Regions from separate parts of the Homo sapiens genome. Here region 2 is linked to region 1. A link is an interaction called in ENCODE POLR2A ChIA-PET data of the cell type or tissue named here. Cell type or tissue: PC-9. All regions are shown on one strand.

Region 1 (4,000 bases):
AGGAGCAGTCACTCCACCACAGGGAATGTGGGAGAAGATTTGGGATCAAACTGTTTCTTATACAGATTTTTGGAATGAACCTCATTTTAGCACCCCTCTCATCCCTCCCATTTCTAGAGGTGCTTGGGACACCCACTTCTGAGCCTTTTGGGAACTCATCTTTCCAGACTGTTGGCTTAAATTATTTTTTTTTTCAGGTCGGCCACATCATTTACAACTTATCTACGTGCTTTTCAGCTTTCAGAACATTGTTGTTTCTGTTGACTTTATCATTTACCCTGTCCTTGCGGGCTTATGCTTTAAAAAAAAAAAAAAAATCCTGGTCCGGGTGCGGTGGCTCACGCCTGTAATCCCAGCACTTTGGGAGGCCGAGGCGGGTGGATCACAAGGTCAGGAGATCGAGACCATCCTGGCTAACATAGTGAAACTCCGTTTCTACTAAAAAATACAAAAATTAGCTAGGCATGGTGGCGGGTGCCTGTAGCCTGTAATCTCAGCTACTCAGGAGGCTGAGGCAGCAGAATCACTTGAACTTGGGAGGCAGAGGTTGCAGTGAGCCAAGATTGTGCCACTGCACTCCAGCCTGGGTGACAGAGTGAGACTCTGTCTCAAAAAAAAAAAAAAAAATCCCCTTACTCTTTAGGAGTATTTACTTTACCCAGGGCATTGGAAAAAAGAGAAAAAACAAACAAACAAAAAAAAAACTAATATGTTTATGCACTATCTCTATTTAGAGTCCACGCCATCAACACTAACATTTTAGAGCTATACCACAAACATAACTAGAACCCATCAATAAATGTATCCATGACTTTATTTGAATTGTGGAAACCTGAAATTTAAATCACTGTAACTTTTTAGCTTCATTGGGTTGCACACTACACAATGACTCAAATAAGGTGAGGCCAGTTGATTCCAACAATCGATCAAGGCCAGGTAAAAGTGCCATTTCTTATAGGGGTTCAAGAAGCAGTCTAATTCATTATATTTAATGTTCATTGATGACGTGATAAAATAAGAAATATTTTTACACAAGCGGTTGGCTAACTTTTTCTGTAATGGACCAAAGAGTAAATATTTTAGGCATTGCAAGCCAAACAGTCTCTGTCCCCAACTACTCAACTCTGCTGTTGTAGAATAAAAGTAGCCATAGACAATACATCAACAAATGAGCATAACTGTGTTCCAATAAAGCAGTATTTACCAAAACAACAGGCAGTGAGCTGAAAGTGGCCTATGGGCCATAGCTTACTGACCACTGTTTCAGAACAATATCAGTGATAAAATTACCAAAGGCAGACTTTCTTTCATGAAGCCATTAATAAGGGTCAAATAACAGAATTTTTTTGCTCCTTTTCATTTCATAAATATTTTGAGAATAGATTAAATTCCTTTCTAGAGTTGCAACATCTGAATAATTCAGACATGCATATAATTTAGCTGAGTTTGAAAAACATGAGCTATGTAAAATTACTCTTCACTTTTTAAAGAGATAATTTCATTGGCTGGCCACAAAATCAATGTAATAACTTATTATTTATTAAATATTTATTGAGTACCTAATATATGCAAGACATTGTTCTCACACTGAGGATTAAGACTAAATTAGGCAAAGTCCAGCTCTTGCTGACCAAATCTATTAAGCTCACAATTTTCACTGAACTATGGCTTTTCTTAAGGGCATTAAAACGTAATGTTTGTATAATTTCCTTTATCAAGTCTCTCAGACAGTATTTTAATCTTCATTCAACTCTGATCATCATGCTGCCTAATCTGTTTCCATCTCTAAAGGGCCTCCTGCCACACTGTTTTAGTCATAGATTTATGACGTGTGCTGTCACATTAATAATTCTCTGGCCCTGTGGCGTAATCAGGGACATCATGCATTGCTGGCATTTATTGTGTTTGCTTAAAGCTCTTGGAGTTTCTCACATACTTTTATTTTGCAACAAGTTGAGGATTTTCAACTCACGTTCCAGGGCTGTTAGTATGACAAATATTCCTGTGCAATGTCTAGTGAACTCTAAGAAAGCAACAGGCCAGTTACCCCACCTCCGCCCTCAAGGACCAGACCCATCCTGACCCAGCGTCAGGGATCCAAGTGCAGATCTTGATGGTAATTGGGAATTAAGGAGGAAGAAGAGGGAGGGGTTTTAGAAGCACAAAGCCAGATCACATTGAGTTTTGGCTTAGCTTAGAATTCCCTATGATAATCTCCATCTAAATGGCAATTATGAAGCCAGAGGCATTTCGAGCCAAAACATGGTTTGAGTTGGTTTTAGGACAGATCCAAGGATCCAGTATAAGCCAAGAACATCTCAGAGGTCCCAAGCTTCTGAGATTTGCTCAGTCTTGCTTTTTTCCTTCAGAATAATTCCTTTGAGCTATAAGGTACATTGTATTGTTCAATTTTTTTTTTTCACTAATCGTAACTCTAATGAAATTATCAATTCTGAGATTTAGGGAAATGAGATTATCATTTACATTTGACAGATGAGAAAACTGAGGCTCGATGACATTGTTCAGGCTTACAATGTGTTTAGGTGGCAGAGTCTGTCCTTAAATTCAGGTCTTTTCTCCTTAGTGATACATCCCCTCTTTTTACCAGTCGAGGATAAGCAAAGTAACTCCTTTAATTGTGTGGTATCCTTGAATTGTCTTCTGCCCCAGATCTCAAAGGAATTTAAGCAAATATCATGGAGAAGTTGGGAGTGGTAGAAACTGAACGAAAAGGCAAAGCAAAGAGTCGAATGCCAAGTATGTTTTAAAAAACTAAGTTATGTGCAAGCATTTTCAGAAGCCTGATTAAAAATACAGTAAAATGAGAAGGAAGAAGCCTGTTGACATCAAGGTCATAAAGTGAGGGCAAAAAGAACAGTGGCAAAAGAGGAGTGACTGGGTTGGCACCAGTAAATGACAAGAGCAATGACAATGGCAGCACAGTGGGGAGTGGTTCCAAGGCCAGGTGAAGGTTAGCTCATGTCCCCAGGGCAGGGACTGAGAGTTAAAGCCAGGGAAGCATCAAAGGACCTGGAGCCCCAGGCTTCAGAGAATTTCAGTGAATGAAGGGAGAATTCAGGAACTGCTTAGAAACCCTGGCAGAGGAAGGGTAGGGATTTGGGCCAGGATCAAACAATGCCACTACCATGGGGCTACATTTGTTTACTATTCCATTGTTTATCATTGTCTTTCTCCTTTTGATTGTACTGTTCCAGGGTGTTCTGGCCTGAGAAAGTTGGGTTACACAAATTTGATCAGGACACCGTTTCCAATCATAATGAGGTCACAGTATGGTGGGGAGATAAACAGGAACACTACTATTTACACAAATGTGTTGTAAGTACCATAATGGGTTGTGTGTGTCTATATACATATCTATCTATGCAAGATACTATGCAGGGATTAATTTTAAGTTATTTAATACATAACTTAAATCTGCTAATGCTGCTAAATTCTCTCTGTTATGGCAAAATTTCAATAAAGTCTACATCATTAACAAATTAGATGTAGGAGTACTTTGAGGAAAAAGGCTTTATGTGGCCGGGCGCGCTGGCTCATGCCTGTAATCCTAGCACTTTGGGAGGCTGAGGAGGGTGGATCACAAGGTCAAGAGCTTGAGACCATCCTGGCCAACACGGTGAAACCCCGTCTCTACTAAAAATACAAAAATTAGCTGGGCGTGGTGGTGTGCATCTGTAGACCCAGCTACTCGGGAGGCTGAGGCAGGAGAATCACTTGAACCTGGGAGGCAGAGGTTGCAGTGAGCCAAGATCGCACCACTGCACTCCAGCCTGGCGACAGAGTGAGACTCCGTCTAAAAAAAAAACAAAACAAAAAACAAAACAAAACAAAACAAAAAGTGATAGCTGTAGAACAGAGAGAAGAACTGTGTTGCCATGAGAGTTGGGGTGTCCATGACACTGAGATTTGAGTAAGTGCAGAAACTTGGAGCCAGAGGTGGCTAGAAGAAATGCAAACTCTCAAAGAGGTCAAGGGCATG
Region 2 (4,000 bases), 250 kb after region 1:
GGGGTGTTGCTTAAGTTCCACATAAGGTAGAATTGTATTACATTGGTTCCATGTAGCAGTAAATTAGTCTATATTGGAATGAAGAAATTATCCCATCACACCAGACAGGTTTAAGCAGAAACTGAATTACTAAATAATGCTTGCCATTGACATTGTAGGAAGGATTTCCATATTACTTTAGAGTTAAAAGCCTCCACAGGTCCTTTCTCCGCATTCTCTCCTGCTGACAGACACGAGGTATGGCTGTGGAGGAGATTAGCTTCCAGCAACTTAGTTTGACTACAGTAGAAATGCTATATATGCATGGCATGAAATTTTCAAATATTTATATTTTATTTGGCCTCAGCTGCTGCGGTGGGAGAGGGGAAGATGGTCACTTTCATTCATTCTTCACTTATACGATTCCAAGCCAAGCACTTTTCAGCAAGAGTAATTGGTGAAGTCTAGAATGAACTTAGGAAGCTTTCGCTCAAGCTATAACCTTCTGTTACCCCTGACCACCCCCAGCCAACCAAGCTCTGACAATATGATACTAAAATCTCAAATTCCACCTTAAGAGCTTAGCCAATCAACTTGAATACTAAAAATTATTTTCCCCATTTCCACTCTCATTTGAGCCTGTAATTCTTTCTCTAGTTATCTTAAATAACCCCTTTATCATTTGAATTGCAGCCAAAATAATAACTCTTTATGTACAAAAAAAGTAATACAATAGAGAATTGTTTAAAATAGACTTTTGGTTGAAGAAAATGCTTTCAAAATGCGATTTCTACAATGTTACTAACCACTTACAGAATTTTTCAAAAGTTTTATGTTAAGGCTCACTCAAAAAGGCAATTTTATTGTTAGAAATAACAAAGAGCCAAGTACACGAAGAATTCATGGGGCTTCTTACCAAGCAAATGAGCAGGGAGGCATCCAATTGGACTGATATAGGAAGGATAGGCATTCATCAACTTTGCCCTCACATAGGCATGAAGATGTTCATATAATGGTTTAATCTGAAAAGCCCAGGAAGAAAGTTTAAGACAAAGAGTAACCAATTCTAATTTCCATTCCACAACACTAGAAATAGGAGATTCTTTAAACAAGTAGAATTTCCCCAAATTATAATTCTTCTTCTCTCAAATTTCTGGAAAATTTAAAAGTATTCCTTCTTCCTAGAACTTGATGATAACTCCACTGCATAAACCAATAAACATACTTGGGAGAACACAGGTCCCAAAATAAAAGCAGATGCAAAAAATATATATTCATTTTTAAGATTGTTACCTACTTCCTTTGTTTTTACATTGAGGTATAATTTACATACTATAAAAGCCACCCATTTTCAAGTGTGTAGTTCCATGAGTTTCAATAAATTAAAACTACCGGGAAACCATCACCACTATCTAGTTTTTTAATATTTCTATAACCACAAAAGGTTTCTTGTAGTCAGTTCCACTCCTATCTCCGGCTACTTTGAGTATATCAGAGTCTGTTTATTCATTCACTAGTTGAAGGACAGCTGGGTTTTCCAGTTTGGGGCTATTATGAATATTGCTGCTATGAACATTTGTGTATGTCTTTCTATGGATAAGGACACATGTTTTCATTTATTTCATATAGAAACCTAAGAGTCATGGTAAGTGTGTGTTTAACTTTTTAAGAAATCGCCAAACTGTTTTCCAAAGTGACTGCCCCATTTTACATTTCTTCCTGCACTGTAAGAGGGCTCCAGTGTCTCCACATTCTCCCCAATACTTGGTATTGTCCATCTTTTTAATCATAGCTATCCTGGTGGGTGTGGAGTGGATTTTCATCATAGCTTTAATTTGCATTTCCCTAATAACTTTTTATTTGCCTATTTGCCATTTGTGTAATTTCTTTGATGATGTACTTATTCAAGTCTTCTTCCCATTTCCTTTTTGGGGAGTTGTTTGTCTTACTTCCATTTTTGATAGCTCTGCCAAACTATGGCTGTGACAAGGTAACTCACATCAGAAGTTTGAAGGTTCACGTAAAGGGGAGGCATGGGGCCAAAATGAAGGAAAAACATCCATGGGACATTTCTGTTCACAAAACTCTCTCTTCCCTATGAAGACTAGCTTACTCAAAGTAATAGTATCAATTGTCCTGAGGAAGAAAGCAAAGTCCATAGCTCTGCTAACACAGGAAGACAGTGCCAGCCCCAGGTAGCTCAAGAAGATCATTCCTACTTATAATCTAAAGGACCATTTGTTCTTATAATATTTCATTCTTATAGTCTTTCTATTGGTAATTAATGGTCAGTGACTGAAAGAAGGAGGAAAGCAGCGCAATTCTGATCATCTGTAGGGGCTGTCCTATTATTCTCTAAAATCTTTCAAACTCTAATATTCCATAACTTTATGAGGCCTGGGAATGGCTGACCAATGTGTTAAGAATGAGCCAGAATGCCTTTAGTCACTGTCCCTCTTTCCCATACACTGCCCCACAACTGTTTGTGTGTACAGTTCCTTGCTTACCTCTTCAAAGGTATGTTCCACATCTTCAATCAACTGGCCGCGGCTGTAGTCATAGCCATCTACCCCATTTACTTCATAGTCTCCTCTCCAATAATCCCCATAGTCCTCATAATCTGTTTGTTTTTTTTTTTAAAGAGAAAGGGAAGAACATAAGGGAAAGAAAGAGAGAAAGCACAAAATACATAGATTAGCCTTGCTGGGAGGTTAAAAGAAATTTAAAGGCTTATCACATTTTTATTGTGATAAACATCAACTCAAAGGGATGCAAATGAATAATAACATTAAGTAATCTCTGTTTAAGCACTTGCTCTGTGCCAGGAGTTTAAATGTATTATTTTATTTAATAAGCACAAGAACCATACAAGATTGTCATTATTATAACTCCCACTGTGCAGAGTAACAGCCTATGTTTATTTTTAAATAAATTTTATTGTGTATATTTAAGGTGTACAACATGATGTTATGAGATACTTATATAATAAAATGGTTACTATAGTAAAACAAATTAACATATCCATCATCTCACATAGTTAAGCATTATCCCCCCCATGGAAGAGCAGCTAAAATCTACTCATTTTGCAAAAATCCTGAATACAAAACATTATTACTAACTACAGTCCTTATGTTGTACATTAGATCTTTAGACTTGTTCATCCTGCATATCTGCTACTTTGTATCCTTTAACCCACTTCTCCCCATATCCCACCCCGCTCCACCTCACCCCTGGTAATCACTATTACTCTATCTCTGTATATTTGATTTTTTTGTAGAATCCACTTTTGAGTGAGATGATGCCATATTTTTCTTTTTATGTCTGGATTATTTCACTTAGCATAATGTCCTCCAGGTCTATCCATGTTGAGGCAAATGACAGGATCTCCTCTTTTTTAAGGCTGAATAATATCCCATTCCATATACCCACCACGGTTTCTTTATTCATTCATCCCTTGACAAACACTTAGGTTGTTTCCCTATCTTGGCTATTGCGAATAATGCTGCAGTGAACATGGCAGTGTAGATATCTTTATGAAGTGGTAATTTCATCTAATTTAGGTATATACCCAGAAGAGGGATTGCTGGATCATACGGTAATTCTATTTTTAATTTATTTAGGAATCCTCATACTATTTTTCCATAACAGCTTCACCAGTTTATATTCCCACCAACAACCTGTGCTTAGAGTGGTTAAATCACTTGTCCAAGATCACACAGCTGGTAAGCGAAAGAAGCACATTCCTAGTCTCTTAACCCTGGGTGTGTACTCTCTTGATACATCAGTTTGTATCTTTAGCTTTAAAATATGTGACTGGATCTCTAAGTTTTTAAATTCTTCTTTTGTTCATGGCCTTTTATTTTTAGATCAGACCCAACTCATCTTAGACTTTGCCACAGTGAACCTGTGTTTGTTTGCAAATTATATGTATCAATAGCATGTTTCTATGTGCTTCCTTTAGTATCTCACCATCAGAAAACACAAGCTTGTGTCAGGATATTAGCTAATAAAGTTTGTAAAC

The links. ChIA-PET counts read pairs that join two places held together with the same protein. Peaks named below come from ENCODE experiments on the same cell type or tissue, not always from the same donor. Only the 100,000 strongest peaks of a DNase experiment are listed, where the experiment ranks them.
Region 2: POLR2A ChIA-PET joins it to region 1 with 7 read pairs; 2 of 35 experiments call an interaction of 5 or more read pairs at or near these places.

The regions. Positions count from the first base shown.
Region 1 is chrX:15,341,321-15,345,320 of GRCh38, forward strand. No RefSeq gene overlaps it. Among named protein-coding and RNA genes, the nearest start is that of PIGA, 7.8 kb to the left of the region's middle. In PC-9, no CTCF peak of the experiment used is centred here; a DNase peak (open chromatin) is centred at 1,891.
Region 2 is chrX:15,586,858-15,590,857 of GRCh38, forward strand. It overlaps ACE2 (angiotensin converting enzyme 2), which reads right to left. Exons shown (of 18, transcript NM_001371415.1): 5 at 2,487-2,599; 6 at 896-1,001. Among named protein-coding and RNA genes, the nearest start is that of ACE2, 12 kb to the right of the region's middle. In PC-9, no CTCF peak of the experiment used is centred here; no DNase peak of the experiment used is centred here.